Regions from separate parts of the Mus musculus genome. Here region 2 is linked to region 1. The links are chromatin loops, found by intact Hi-C in ENCODE. Cell type or tissue: left cerebral cortex. All regions are shown on one strand. Region 1 overlaps Xylt1 (xylosyltransferase 1). Region 2 overlaps Xylt1 (xylosyltransferase 1).

Region 1 (8,000 bases):
CCATTCTTGACAGATGCTGGGGTAAGGGATTGAAGCATTTGCTGAAAAGGGTATTTGCTGGTTCCTTGCTTCCTTTCCAGGATTTCAAGTCTCACTTAGATTCTCTGCCCCCTTGAAACAGAGAAAGCAAGTAATTGTCCTAACACTGCTCGAGCACCCAGCTATGTGCAGGCCACTATGGTAAGTTCCCCACAGGAGTAAACTTACTCAATCTCTATGCTAAAAAGGTTTCAGAAACCCCTGTGAGATTGTGTGGCTGTCATCAAGCTTGTAAAGAAAAAGAAGGAAACTGGGGAGAGACAGTTAAGTCACCCAAGGTCATATTGCCAGCAAGTGTTGGATCTTAGCAGAGCTCAGCCATCATGGCACAGTGGGTGGATTTAGTAATAGCTGTGACTGCCTTTGAGGCTCAACCACTCTGTGATATTTTAAAAGCAAAAAAAATCAATGCATTCTTTGGGGAGTCAATGGTCTTGGCCCAGGCTCAGGGTTATGCCTGGGCTCGTGGCCCAACCTGTGGTATGGCAGCTGGACACAGAGCTCTGTGCTAGACCTCTGGAAGATAACCAAGCCACAAGCATGTGAAAAGACATGCCCAAGGCCACATAAGAAAATAATACCACCTATTTACACGCTGGGTTATGTTTCCCTTTGACCAAGTACACAAATGAACTGCCCAGCTGAGCTAAAGATTTGACTCTGGCAGTGGTAATAGTTCGAACTGCGGGTTGGCTGAGACAAGGTATATATGGATGGATGGATGGATGGATGGATGGATGGATGGATGGAGAGCAGAGAGAATGAGAGTAATGGATGGGCAGATACATAGTGAATAGATGAATAGAAGGTGTTATGGATGATAAATGGTGGTAGCTAAATGATGGAGGAATGGATGGATGGATGGATGGATGAATGGATGGATGCTTGGGTGGTGAATGGATGGATGTTATTGTAAAAAATGGAGGAATAGAGAACTGCATAGAAGGAAGGATCCAGAGTGATACATATATGCAGAGATTGAGTGATGGATTGTTAGATGCCATTCAGATGATGGTGATAGATGATAGACAGACAGACAGGCAGACAGATATGTGATTGATATATAGGTGATTGATAGATATATGTTAGATGATTGATAGATATGTTAGATGATAGATAGATAGATAGATAGATAGATAGATAGATAGATAGATAGATAGATGATATACAGATAAATGGCAGGCCGATGATGAATATGTAGGTATGTAGATCTCTCTCTCTCTCTCTCTCTCTCTCTCTCTCTCTCTCTCTCCCTCCCTCATTCCCTCTCTCTCATATACATATACAGGCAGCCAAACTACCTCAGTTCATTTGTTGGAAATCCTTAGCATGCACCAACTAGTGCTTTGAGTACCAGGGGTAGGATATGCAGGAGCCAGTACTTTGACTCCTGTGAGCCCACAGTTTAGAGCAGGTCATTGTCACCATTGTTCTATCCCTTTGGCATCTGGAAGAAACTCTGCCATTCAGTCTCTGAATAATATTCCAAAAGAAAAGTAGATGCATTGTAAGGCAAAGGTAAACATCTGTCTCAAATGCTGCTACAGAATATACATAAAGCCAGAAGTCTGCAGGAGACCCTGTGCTTGTCTGCATTTTAGCATGCTTGCTAACTAGACTTGGCAGCAAACTTATTAACTACTGTCATCTAGAAGAGAGAGAGGTAAATAGTAACCTGAGGTGTCTGCTGCCAGGTAGTGTGACATGAACATGTCTGCAGCTTGTATCAGTGTCGAGGTCTCGGGTACTGGCAACACCATTGCAGCTATATTCATAAATGAAGGAACCAGAATTAGCAAAAATAATGCCTGTGTAAATACAAGTTCAAAGACCCCAGCACACTCTCTCCATAGACTCCTAAGTCCATAGCTTCCTAGACAGGTCCTGGGAGGTTATTGAGACATGTTAGTGTAGATGTGTCGCTAAGTTCCCACAGAGTGATCATGTGCAAGACTACTACTACTACTACTAGTAGTAGTAGTAGTAGTAGTAGTAGTATTTACCTGGGCACATGTGTGGAGGTCAGAGGACAACCTAATAAGATTAGTTCTTTTCTTCCATCTTTATGTGAATTCCAAGGATCAAACTCACGTTGGCAGGCTTGTATCATTGTGCAGCAAGCCCCTTTACCAACTGAGCTAGCTCACTATCTTCTGGCTTTCTTCTCTGTTTATAGCTGGATCTTTGTATGTCAATTTATGTCCATGTGGGGAATGGCACCTGGCACCTTTGAGCAAGCTAGGAAAGTACTCAGTCACTGAGCTACATAGAGTCCAACCTATGGGAAGGGCCTATTGATGTTCCTATCTGTGAGCTCTTGTCCATTTAGTGATAATGTTTGGCACTCCCAACAGAACCCCAGGGACTGGCTCCCTAGCGAAGCAGCTGTTTACAACATGTTCCAAAGGGTGAGTGAGAATTAAGTCAGGATCAGAACATATCCTTCCATACAGATAAAGCTGTTCCTGAAAACAGAGGTGGAGCGTGAGCACCAACAGGAAAAATTATAGGAAATTATAGGAGCTGATGGCGGCAAGGAAGCCGGGGGCAAGGGTCAGGGATTAGCATGTGAGGTGGCTGATGCAGAAGGAAAAGGCTTAAGTACCAAAGACCACATCAAGAGGCCCTAAATCCTCCTGTAGGTGATAGAGACCCACCAAAGGTGTCTGAACAGGAGAACCACTCACTAGGAGATCAATCTGAGATCCTTCTGCTGCTGTGTGGGAATGGGTTGTAGAGGTGAGTTTGGAGACAGAGGGGACCAAATGAGGACATTGGAAGAGCTTTCATGGTGGGTGAATGGGATGTTGACAAAAGGAGAAGAAAGAACATAGTTAAGGAGCATTAAAACAAAAATGTAGGTAAAGTGCTTGCTAACTATTCATGAAGCCCTAAGTTTGACAGCTGACACTGCACAAAACCAGGTGTGGCGCTACATGGCTGAAATCCAAGCGGTTGGAGCAAGGGGACAAGAGGATTAGAAGTTCAAAGCTGCCCTTGTCTACAGAGTGAGTTTGAAGTCATCCTGGGCTGTATATGACTCTTAACCTCAGAGAGAGGTGCAGTGTAGATAGGCAAGAATCTTACATGTGCAGGATGAGTTCAGGGGAATTGAGTTAGGAAATGGGTCATTGGGTCAATGGGTCAATAGTGGGCAGGTCTGCAGTGAGGAAGGAATTGTCCTCGGAGACAGCGGTCAAGAGCATGAGGGTCTGAGAGTCAGACCCAGGCTTATCTCACCCCTTGCTGTCTTTTGTGTGGTAGGGTTTGACTTTGACCCCAGGATCTCATATGTACTAAGAAATGTCCTGTGGAGGTTCTTTTATCTGTCTCCCTAGGAGACAACGTCTGCAGAAGGCTGGGGAGGGCACATCTCTGGGCTTGTCAACACAGACTTTGGCACCTAAGAACTCCAGGAAAATTGTTCCTTGTTCAGTCCATGGAAGATCCTCATAGGTCACTTTCTTCTCTTGACTGTGAATACGAACGAGTTAGACTTACCTGCTTCTTCAAAGGAAAACTTGTTTTGTTGGTGTTGGGGTTTTGTTTGGGTTTTGGGTGTTTGTTTGTTTGTTTGTTTGGAGGTTTTGGTTTGTTTTTGGTTTGTTTTGTTTTGAGGGGAGGCATTTGTGGGCCCTTATGGGCTGAATATTAATTTTTTATCCCAGCTGCCGTGTATTATGTAAGATCTTATAATATTTCATTATGGCTTTTTTCCTAGATATCACAGATGCAGAATATTTTATTCTGGAAGTGACTGTTAACAAATTTGTCACTCACTTCTCCTGTTGGGAAAGCTACAAGGCCTGTCATCTGCAGGGGTGTGTGAGCTTCCTCAGCTGGCACTGACAAGGTCTCAGGACTAGGGAAGGCTGACTGTGATGCAGAGATCTAAAAGAAGCCCACACCGTGGGGGTGGACACCAGCCAGGATAACCAAACTCAGCCAACCAGAACCATGCACAAAGGAAACCCTTTCTGTTTCCTCTCAGAAGGCTAAAAGACAAAGAGTGGAGAAAAATTGCACTTTATAAAGGAAGAAAAAGAAAAGTTGTCCTGGCCGTCTCTCAGTTCAAGTTCAGATTGCTGCCCCTCCACCCTCGGCACCCCAATAGCTACATGTGGGACCTCCAGTGTCCTTTCGGTCACGTCATAAAGCAGAAGTTGAACTCGATGGGGGAGGGGCTGCTGACTTTAGCTGGGTGAGGATTCCCTATGGAATTTACATGGGCTAGAGCTGTCTTCATCCTTTACAAAGTCTGTGTATCTCTCTTAGTCTTCGATATCCCAGAGAAACACATGCGTGTGTGTGCTCATGCACATGTACACACACACTCACACACACACACACACACACACACACTTCCCATGCCAGCAAGCCATAGGGATATATGATCAGTGTCCCTTGATTGCCATTGGCCACTGATCTCTTTTTCTTCCCTTTCTGTTAATCTCTCTTAGACACTAGACATTCGCTCATAATGTAGCATTATCTAGGAAATTAGATTGTTTTACTTCTCCTGCTGGAAAAGCAGTCTTAGCACAGTGCTGGACACTCTGGGAGGTGTTGTTAGTGCCTGGCCACCTGGCTTTCTGGAGGTGACTCAAACACTACCATTTCTGTCCTTGCTTTGAAAAGAATCATAACTCCACAGCCCAGCAAGTTAGGTCTCAGCACAAAACTTGAGTTGCAGCGGTATCCACCATTGGCTCACCTCCACCTTTTCCCGTAGACCAGGCACCCACCCTGGATGCTTCTTCTAGTCCTTGGTTCCTGCCCCCTTCCATCCAGAACAAGCTCAAGACTCCCCTTCTCCTCAGCAGCCTTTCACGGTGTGTTGGGAGGAAGCTGGTGACTCACAAGACGAGTTTACGAACAGCAGGAGCAAACTTTAAAGACATTAATAGCTCAGTGTGTATTTTCCTACTTACATCTCATTTGTGGCAAATTAGACTAGTTTTCCTTCCAATATATGGGTAATGTTTCTTTTTTAAATAAATTCACCAAAGTAGAAATACCAGTGGGCTGACTAGAGAGCACTAGAAAATGAAAGAATTCTCCCGCCGCACAGAAGATCAGGAAGAAGAGCAGACGGCTGATTTTTTTTTTCGGTTTCGAGACAGGGTTTCTCTGTGTAGCCCTGGCTGTCCTGGAACTCTGAACTCACTTTGTAGACCAGGCTGGCCTCGAACCCAGAAATCCACCTGCCTCTGCCTCCCAAGTGCTGGGATTAAAGGCATGTGTTACCACTGCCCAGCTCAGACGGCTGATTTAACATGGAGAAGGTGGGTCTCTTACTTGCTGGCCCCTCCTTCTACACCCCGTAACGTATCAAGAAAGAATTTTGTTTCTTTTTCTGAGTCAGATTTTTTATAAGCAAAATAGGCTTAATAATGTCTGCACCTATATCAGCCAGCAGATAGGGGTATTTGTTTTGTTTTGTTTTGTTTATTTGTTTGCTTTTTGTGGTTTTGTTTTGCCTTGCTAAAAGGCATATGTCTCTTAGGGACTGTCTTTGTAGGTATCATCAATGGATTGTTAGTACAAAAAAAAAAAAAAAAGGCCTCCTTGGAGAATTCTCTCAGCCCCACCCCCTCTTGTCTCTAACTTGTGAGATCACTCCAATGGAGGATGGGGGTGGTGTTTGCCTATCAGAGACAGAGAGCTTGAAATGAAAATCACAGAGCTCAGCTCTCACCACAGCCACTTTCCTGCTGAGGAAGACCTTGGAAACTATCGCTGTATCACTGCGGTCTGAAGCCCCCTGGAGCCCAGGCTCAGCTCAGCCATCAAGATGCACCTATGGGAGAGATGCTTAGATGCTTAGCAAAGGACTATTAACTGATGACCAAGTTCTAGTAACAGCCTGTCTCATGTGGCTGTAACAAAATGTTTGAAGCTGGGTGAGATGGAGAGTAATCAAGGAAGCCATCTGATGTTGGTCTCTGGCCACATGTGCATACACAGACACTTGTTCACACACCAAAGAGATTAAAACAATCTCACCATTTAAAATGTTTTAGGTCTCAGACATTTTGCTATCGACTACACACATGATGGTATTTTGGAAATTTGATTGGATCAGTGTCTCCCATTGCTTCCAACTTCTGTTTTACAATGGGACAGTCAGGCCCACATGTGGCTCTCAGGGTGTTGCGGGAGAACAGGTGGAATCTGGACTTGAACCGAGAGATGACCAGGAAAACATAGCCTTGGTAAGTTGCAATTTTCCACAACTCTTTGCCTAACAGTCTTCTGAGAGGAAACAAAAAGGATTTCCTTTGTTGATGGCTCTGGTGAGTTCAGTGTAGTTAACTGGCTTGTGTTCCCCTGAGCAATGTCCCCTGTCCTGGATGCATGTGTGCTTAGCCCTCAGTGTTGGTCAGCTGTGCTCTGCCTAAGGCTTCTGCTAGGGTTTATGTAAGGAGAGGGGAGGCTAAAGGATTCAGAGCATTTGTGAGCACACACGTGACTATTAAGGGTCAAGGGTGTACATTCTGGACACTCATGGCTGGCTGATCTGAAATTAATTTAGGTACTAAATACTAAACTCCAGATCTCTCAGCCCCTATTGCTTCTGGATTCTAGCATATTTGCCCTGTGGGGTGGGCCTTTGTGATGTGGCCTCTGAGATACCTTGCTGGGTTAACCCATCTCTTCCTGGAGGCAGTGTTGTGCTTTAGCGCACTGGCTTTGACTCAGAGATGATTTCAGCATCACACCAAAAGTAGAACGACCTGACAGGGACGGCTTACTAGTCATGTGGACTCCCTGAGAGGGGCCACACCGCAGGCCATATCTAGAAGCCGCCCGCCCGCTCTGTGGCGCAAAGCTGAGGCCGTGCTATTGGTTCCCACTGAAGGGTGTGATCGCCTTGTCAGGAGAATACTGTGGCTGTCAGTAAATGGAAGCCCAGCCTGAACTGCTCCTTGTGATCAGAACTGTTTGGTGAGGGCTCCTTAGCCAGGAAGCAAAATGGACAGAGGAGTTTTTGTGAGACCACCCAAGGCTGTCCTGTTCCATCACTCCCACTCCTGCCTATGTACCACAATATATAAAATGTCAGCTCAGCCCACAGTATGGTGGGAAAGAGTTTATGAGAGAATATCTGGGCTTGGATCTTGGCTTTACTGTGCAGTAATAGCTGGCTTCTTGCATCTTAGATACTCCTGTAACCCCTACCTGTGTGGATCCATGTGGAAGAGCATGTATGTGTATCTGTGCCCGTGGTAACACACACGCGCGCGCGCACACACACACACACACACACACACACACTCAGGCATGTATCTACACATATGCACACATAAACATGCACATACCAGAATACATACACATAAAAACATACATGAAATATTACATAGGTATTTCTTCATCACAGAGTACAGCTACAGCGTCCACTCCTTCAAAAAGTAAAAACATAACCACAGCCAAATCAAAACCAGCCGTGGCTGGGAAACAGATGTGTCAGGCAAGCAGACCAAGGCCTTCAAGCCAAAGCTTACATCTGGCCGTCCTCAGCCGATCTCCGCTGACTCCATTTGGACCTGGTTTGTGTGGCTAGAGGCAGACATTGGCTCATTCTGTTCTGGGGCCAAGGACCATGAGTGTTCATTTATGTTGTTCTAAGAGGACATTGCCTGCCTCCACCCTTGTTCTGACACCGTGACCAAGAACATCACCTCAGGGTGGTGAGGGTGAGACCTGGCCTGGAGACAGCAGCTCTGAGAGGATTTGCTTATAGCCTCTGGAGCCATCACACTCTCCCAGCCTTGGGGTGTTGCCATCTTGACTGAAGATGTGGCCTTGCCTGTGTGTGGTCAACTGACGGATGAGACTCAACAGAATGGCTGCCAGTAACCAAGCGATCATCTAGGGCCCAGCAGAGTATAAACGGTGCCTTCATACAAAGCAGATGACGATTTGATGCTTTCAATTGCAATGACCATCTTTGGCCAAAG
Region 2 (8,000 bases), 55 kb before region 1:
TCGTTATCATGGTCAGGGCATTTCTTCAAAACCCTCCATCAGCCTTCTGTTTATCAAGTGCAACCACAGGGACGCCGTCTAAGCAGGGTTTCCATGGCTGGGCATTTCAAGCAGCCCAAGGTGATCACACCAGAACTCCTCGGCAAGAAAAACAATATAATTCAATTTAGCGATAACGTAATTAATTAGGAAGCAAATTGTATTAAGTAGCTCTTTATTTTGATGGCACTCTATCAAGAACTTAGCAGCGCTGGGGCCTCTATGCTGCTTTCAGACCTGTTTACAGCACCAGTAACAAACAGCAGCTCGTGTTTCTGGAACGACATGGTGCTGTAGGTCCAAGGTCTAGGCTTGGTCATGTCTGATCTTGCATAAACTTTGCAACATGCCTGTGACATAGGCTTGTGGCATATGACAAGTCTTCTACGGGTGCATGTTGAATACGTGACCTTAGGCCCATCTCTCCCAAGGGCTGGAAAGAGTGGTTTAGATCCATGCAAGTTGGCCCTGGGCTCTGCTTCTTTATTGAAGAAGGCACTGCCCTTCCTTGGTAGAGCTTGGTATCAGTCTCTGGAAAAGGCACGGCGAAACGTTTAACTTTGTGAAGTGATGGTATCTGTGAAGAGTACACTCATTGGTAGTATTACAAAACAAAACCAAATATCTCCCTGGCTGGAAAGATGATTCAGTGAATGATCCTAGCACCAACATTAAAACATAACTGGGGTCTTATTCCTGCCTGTAATTACTGTTGTGGAAGATGGACAGAGACAGGAGGATCACTGGGGCTTTCTGGATGCCAGCCTAAGTCCAGGTTCAGTGAGATACCCCACATCAAGGGAGTCAGTGATAAAGCAGGGCACCGGAATCCTCCTCTGGCTACCGTGCATGGGCACAGGCACGTAACATACTGCAGAACACTGGGGCTTGAGTCTGTGTTTCTGGGTGTGGCTATGAACTCAGGAGCCACAGTGACAGGGGCTATATTGTCTGGTCTCATGATGGGTGGCTCATTAGCTTCTGTATTAGAATCTGAAGCATAACACTGCTTCAGGTCACCAGGGATGCCTTGAGGCGTCCCTCCTGTGTCTGGGCAGGGTAGCATCAGTCTCCTCCTGTCTACAGCACTCACTTTACCTTCCACAAATCCTTGGTTTTCTTTCGCAGTGTTCTCATGTTGCCCAGCATCTCCCCCCACCCAAACTTGCTATGGAATTGAGAAGGCCCTTGAACTGATCTTCCTGCCTCCACCTCCCAAGTAGTAGGATTAGAGGTGCACTGCACCATTGTACCTAGTTTAGGCTGTGCCGGGGATGAAACTTAGGGTGTCCTGTGAGACAAACACTACCAACTGAGCCAACCGTTAGCCCCCAAACCTTTCAGGAGCAACTGTTAAAACTAGTTGAGTCAGTGTGGTACAGTGGGCCATCCCTCTCAAACCCTCTTCATGCCATCCTGTCTGTTAAGAAATTCCACTAGGTTGGTGGTTGTGGTTCAAAGTCAGAACCACATACATCATTGCTAATGTGCTACTGTAGGGGTGACCTTGTGGGATGCTGGGGCTAAATCAGACCTAAGCTACTGGGCCTTGAGATTCTTTGGTCAAATGTGAAATCTGGTTCCCTTCTTATCTTCCAGTTGCTGGCTTTTTCACACCCCCTTCTTTTCTGCTTTCCAGTAAAGTCCAAAATAGAATGAAATTGCAAGTTGGTGTTGACCCGTGACTCTTTCTAGCCCGGAAGGAGTTGACTTTGGCACCCTTGGACGGTTCTGTTCACTTTTAGAAGGTGGCTCTGAGGAAGGTCTTTGTAATTTGTGTCTCTTTTCTCCGACTAAGGCTTTCTGCGCTTCTGATAGGTGTCATTGTGGGCAGATGCCTTGGCCTGGTTTCTGAAGCCCAATTTGGTTCTCACTGCTGTCTAAATCGGGTGTCTGGAAACCACAGGAAGCCGCCTTATTCTGCTAGCAGCTGAACGCGTCTCACACACACTACCGTGCTCTTGGCCAGAGGGTTTGGAAAAACCTCGGCAGTTTTCCAGGTGGGAGCTGCACATTGAGTTACTCATTAGCAAATGCACATGTGCACTTATGAATACCCAGCAGAAAACCTGAGCCCCGTGCCTGACCTAGGATGATGCTGATTCAGGGCTTAGAACAAACTTCAGAAACTGGGATTGCATTGCTCCTGGTACTCTGGGTAGAGTTAGCCCTTGAGAACTGGGATTATCTTTAAATACTCTATCCCTGAGTACTTACTGAGTACATGTCTCTGTGGTTACAAGGCAGTGTGTGTGTCTGTGTGTCTGTGTGTGTCTGTGTGTGTGTCTGTATGTATGTGTTTGCCTGTGTGTCTTTGTGTCTGTCTGTGTGTGTGTGTGTCTGTGTGTCTATGTATGTGTGTGTATGTGTCTGTGTGTATGTGTCTGCCTGTGTGTCTATGTATGTGTGTGTCTGTGTGTGGGTCTGTGTGTGTGTGTGTCTGTGTGTATGTGTCTGCCTGTGTGTCTGTGTGTATGTGTGTGTCTGCGTATGTGTGTATCTATGTCTGTGTCTGTGTGTATGTGTGTGTCTGCGTCTGTGTCTGTGTCTGTGGGTGGGTGATTGTGGGGAGCCGGGTCATGGTTTTTTCTAGATATCTTGCTTCCAACCTTATTTTTTGAGATGGGTCTCTCTGGAGCTCATAATTTCAGGCAGATTAGCTGGGCAGTGAACCCCATAGATCTTGCCTCAGCCCCTCTATGCCTAGGATTATAGGCACGGGCCACTCTGAAGCTTTTCATGAGAGTGCTGGGGTTCAAAGCCAGGTCCTCATGCTTATACAGAAAGCATTTAGCTCACTGAGTCACCTCCCCCTGCCCCGCCCCCCCGCCCCGCCCCCGCCCCGGCTGAGGCACAGGTAATATTAAAGCCAAGATCTCACAGGCATCTTAAAAGAAAGCGGTGCTGTCCCCATGTCAGGGAGCTGGAGACTGAGGCGCTAGCTCGGGGCATGAGATCTGGAAGTGACAGGAAGAAATCACACTTAGTTCCATGCACCTCCTGGAAGGTCACTCGGCTTAGGAGGCTCAGGTCACGTAGCACTGCAGTGAGCGGAGACCCACAGACTGGGCCTGCTAAAGTGGGGAGGAGGAAGAGGAGAATGAGAAGGAAATGGAGGAGTGAAAGGGAGGGGAGGAGACGAAAGGAAGGGGCTTTTAGAAGGTGCCTAAGACGGCCCTTGTGGGCAGGCTGTGGACAGATGGTCTGTTATGCCCCCTTCCCCTTCCTTGCTTCCTCTCAGCCTCCAGGCTGTGTCCAGTGATATTCACTGAATAGGCATTGGCAAATAAGGAGATGGAAAAATGACTTTTTGTTGCCTTGACTCAGACAAACCATCCTACTGTCTGGCATCTCCACTACTGTCCCGACCCTTGACCCCACAGATGAGCGTAAGGGAATTTGGGTGTCTGCCTCTTTGCCTTTCCAGATGAGCACAGTGCTCTCCAGATGCTGGCTGCCTTCTCAACCTGCATCTCCTCGTTTCTGCTGCTCCCAGGTTTCCTAGGCCCCAGTAGTGTTTGGGTGGCAAATGATAGAGATCAACTTGGTCTCTTCAGGGCCCTCAGAGTGAGCTGGAAACTCCTAGAGAGTTCACAGAAACTGGTAGAGTCCTTGGAGAGAGCAAATGCTGTTCTCTGGCTCACACAGCCACGAGTTACCTCAAGAGCTGTGGAGAGTTTGCAGATCTTGAAGATACGTTGCTGGAGTGTGGAGGCTGCTTCACCTGAGGCTTTCTTCTCATGGGTGCCAGCAGTGCCCTCTAGCACATAGTAGGTGCTCAATAAGTGTTTGGTGTCTATGTGCTGAACTCACAAATAGGAGCTGACTTCAAGTGGCCATTCTCCTGTGTCTGGCTATGGTTACAGGTACAAAGAAGGAAGAGAGTTGGAACAGTAGTTTCTATTACTCTATTTCTGGCTCGTGTTATGCCCTGGGGCTCCAGATTTGGCCTCTGCTGGCTTCAAGCCCACTTCTCAGCCACTATAGATGACAGGGAGCCTACTTGTTCTGGTCTAGCCTGAGTACCTCCTGGCTCATAGGCCCCAACTGTGAATGGATGTCTGTGAGAAGTTGCATCAGCTATCCTGGCTGCCCACAGCAGCCGAGGCCCTCAGAGGAAGATTCCAGAAGCCATCTTGGCTTCTGCTCTCCTGAATTCCATCTCCCCAGGGCTCCCAGTGGGTGAGAACAAGGGCTAACTGTGACAGAGCCCTGCACCTCTGGGTAGGGTGTGTAGCGGATGGAAAGTCAGCCGCCTTGGCCTTGTGACTCGCTTTATACCGTGGCTTCTGAAACCCTTCTCCCGCCACCGGGCCTTGGCAGCCACATGGAATCCCAAGAACTGAGCGGGCCTTGTGTCTGCTGGGAGGAAAGATGTGAAAATGAGGGCTGGAGCAGACACAGGGCTCCAATGCCAGGAGAAACAGAGCACGGTGTTGTGTGCAGGAGGCCGAGCTGACAAGAACCACATTCAGTGACTAGCAGGACTTGGCTCCATGCTGTGGAGGCCTCCTAAGCACAGGGCGACATTGATCTTAGAGGTGTCTGTGGCCTGGAGAAGGAGCACAGGAGGTGAAGCTGTCTACTCAGGCAGGGGGGTTCTGCACACTGACTTTCCAATCTGGTGGTGATACCATCTTTGGTATTGTGTGTGAGTGGCGTCCCCAGAAGTGCGCAAAAGGATAGCTTGTCCGAAGATGGGTTGGGGACAGGGATGTGTGCATTTTATGCCTCTCTTTCTGAGACAGGAGTCTCATGGAGCTGAAGTAGGCTTCAAACCTGCTGTGGTAACTGTCTGATCCTCCTGCCTTCATCTATCTAAGCTGGGATTACAGAGGTATACTGTATGTCTGGTCTATGTGGTGTGGAGGCAGGCGGGGGTGGGGGGATTGAACCCAGGGCTCCATGCAGGATAGAAGGCACTCTACTCACTGAGCCACAATCCTACCTGTGCCCTTTTTGTAGCTCTAGGCTGCTTTTGCATGGCTGTGTGAGCAGAGTATTCTTTGTGTGCATGTTCACATATGCTGGAGTGTGTGCTAAAAATGTTCCTGAGACAAGGAGGCAGCGCACATTTCAAGCCCGACTTCCCCGGTTGCTTACCATATAACTCTGAAGGATTAGTCTGGCAGTAGCCAGCCTTGACTTTCTCCCCATGTGGAATGAGTGGGCACCACACAGGATAGGGCAAGTGTTTCACTATGGCAGTGCCTGGCGCTGGGTGAGCTGGTGATGAGTTCCCTTCTGTTGCTTTGATGCTGTGCTGTGTGTGCGCACACCGCAGAAGTGTGCAAACGAGAAGCTCTGTGGGCCGCATATCACGCTGACAGCAGTGACAAGGACATCTTTTCCTCTTTCCTTCTACGGGAAAGGGCCGTCAGTTTTTGCTCTGGTGGGAGGAAAGCTGAAGCCCAGGAGCCTTTGGTTACTGATGGGACTGCCCAGCTTGTCTACTTGCCAGCTCTAGGGCAGGGTAGTGGTGTCTGTCCTTTTCCGAGTCCCCCGTGTTGATTTTGTCTCACATATGTTTGTCATGCTATTTGAGCTTTCAGTCATCCCACCTCCAACACACACACATACACAGGTAGAAATACATACAAGCTCACGTATGAACATACACATAAGCATATACATGCATATAGAAGTATAATCATACACATAAGTACACACACACACACACACACATATATATATATATATATGCACTATAATCTCATGCTGTACCCAAATCTCTCCTCTCTCTCTCTCTCTCTTTCTCTCTCTCTCTCTCTCTCTCTCTCTCTCTCTCTCTCGTTACAAGATGCTCCAGATTGTATCTGAAGTCTATCTTAAGCAGTCCCCAGCAGTGCTCAGGCAGCATCTGTCCTAGCATGCCACCTTCAGGACCTCCTCAGTCCTTAGGTTCTCCCTGTGAGCATCACCTTCTTGGAGCCTGGTAGTGGCTATTCTCTCTTTCCCACAGGAGGCACCTGATGCATGCTGGGAGACCAACTCAAGGCATCATCAGCCCCTCGGGTGTTGGGGCTGAGCTCACAGGGCACTCTCTAGGACCCATGGTGTGTGGCCCACCCCATGTACCACACAGCTTCATCTCATCACCTCTACATAGGAGTGACATTTTCTAGCAACACTCCCGATAGTCGCCCTCAAGTTGGAAGCCCCTAGCTTCCCTTTCATTTTGTATTTCCTTATGTTGAACCATCCAGTAGCATGTTATAATGAAACCCACTGCTTTGTATGATACTCTTAACAATCAATCACAGGGGGAAAATACGAACACAGTCTGCCATGACCAGCCATTCTAACCAACTGCAGTTTCCACAACATCGTGGTCTATACCCATCATTTTAAAAAGATTTACATTTTGTAAACACTTTAAAACCTAAAACATACCTGTGGGTTGAATGTATGTGTGGTGGTACATGCCTATAATCCCAAAACAGAGGAGGCTGAGGAAGAATTCTGAGTTCGAGGACACCGGGGCTATATAAAGACAGCTCTGCTCTCAAGGAACACCCCCACCCCCACCTCCCCTTACCTCCTCCCCCCTAAAGAAAATTACACACCTAAAGTGTGTTTAGGATTCATTTTCACTGCTGCATATTTTATTGAGTTCCTGTCCCTCAATTAACATCTCAGTTCCCCAATTATGAACATTTAGATTTCTGTTACCACTGTAAAGAAATAATGCTGTAAACATCTTTGAACACATGGCCTTTTAATTGTATTTTCTCAATGTGTCGCTGCCTCAGTGTTTTCAAGCCTGATATAAAGGAGTCAGCCTTGCTAAGGCACTTGATGTAATAATGACACCCCAGGACCACAGTAATAATAACTCCCGTAGCTACTAACCCTTCATGGGCCAGGCAGGCAGGCAGTATCTTTCCCTAGTGCTTGCTGGAGAGTCTCATAGTTACTCCCCTAATCCCTGGAGGTGAGATGTTCCCAGTTGCGTTACAGATGCAGGCTGGGAAATAAAGAGCAGCCAAAGACCTGGATGGGAACACAAGAGGTGGTGTGAAAGGAAACTCTTCAACGTTGTTCATCCAGCTAAGCACCCAGACCTCTAGCTCCCTGCAGACTCAAGTCCCAGGGAGCTGCTCTCACTCCAGTGCGCCCCTCTTCCTTCAGGGAGATAGCCCAGCTCCATGTTGGGACACCCAGAACCCTTGAGGCTGCATGGTGGGGGCTGCAGAGGTGGGTTCTTGCTTCCCTGTGCTTCCTCCTTTCTGACATCCTCCCATCTCCAAGGCCCCAGGGTTCCCTAGCATTAGCTACAACACAGGAATCAAGCCATGCAGTTTGCTGAAAGGATGTTTGAGGTGGCTCCAGACACTCTCTTCACTTTCCACACTCGTCCTTCTGCCCTGAAGGCCTGAGGCAGAGGATGCTGAGTGTCAGGAGAGAGCTTAGGCTGCGACCTTCTTGTCCGTCCTTCAGTGAGGACCGCTTAACTAAATGGCAGATCTTAGTGACGTTTGTGGCCAGACTCTTAATGCCTCATGCATAAAACAGTGCTTCTGGGTATTTTTTCCCTCTTAACCCAGGAATTGTTTGTTTTATCTCCGGCAGTGTGTATTTATTATATCAGAAACAGAAGACATTGATCTGAGATGAAAAGAAAAAAAAAAAACAAAACATGGTTTCCAAAGAGACTGTCAGTGGCTTAAAATTAATCAAGGCGCAGGTGTGGGTGGTAGGGGGAGTAGGGGACAGGGGTGTACTTGGTGGTGATTAAATCTCTTCCATTTGGCTATGGGGACAGCACCACTTTTAGAAGCAGGTTAAGGGGATGAAAATCTGAATTGGCATATCTATAAACAAGTTATTACTTCAGCCGCGGGATAATTTGTTGAGAAAATGCCATTATTTTCCCAATCTAGGTCCCCGGGAGAGCATGGCTGGCACAGAGCTGACTACTGCCCTTGCATGTTGATACCCAGGCAGTGTCTCGGAGCAGG

The links. A loop is a pair of places that touch in the nucleus more often than their neighbours do. Peaks named below come from ENCODE experiments on the same cell type or tissue, not always from the same donor. Only the 100,000 strongest peaks of a DNase experiment are listed, where the experiment ranks them.
Region 2: it touches region 1 in a loop (2.0-fold over the local background); 2 of 42 quality-filtered maps call a loop at or near these places.

Annotation. Positions count from the first base shown.
Region 1 is chr7:117,486,797-117,494,796 of GRCm38, forward strand. All of the region lies in intron 2 of Xylt1 (xylosyltransferase 1), which reads left to right. Among named protein-coding and RNA genes, the nearest start is that of Xylt1, 110 kb to the left of the region's middle. In left cerebral cortex, no CTCF peak of the experiment used is centred here; DNase peaks (open chromatin) are centred at 3,914, 4,961 and 6,856.
Region 2 is chr7:117,431,867-117,439,866 of GRCm38, forward strand. The region is part of intron 1 of Xylt1 (xylosyltransferase 1); the gene reads left to right. Among named protein-coding and RNA genes, the nearest start is that of Xylt1, 55 kb to the left of the region's middle. In left cerebral cortex, no CTCF peak of the experiment used is centred here; DNase peaks (open chromatin) are centred at 1,954, 4,398, 5,227 and 6,990; H3K27ac peaks cover 1,898 bases.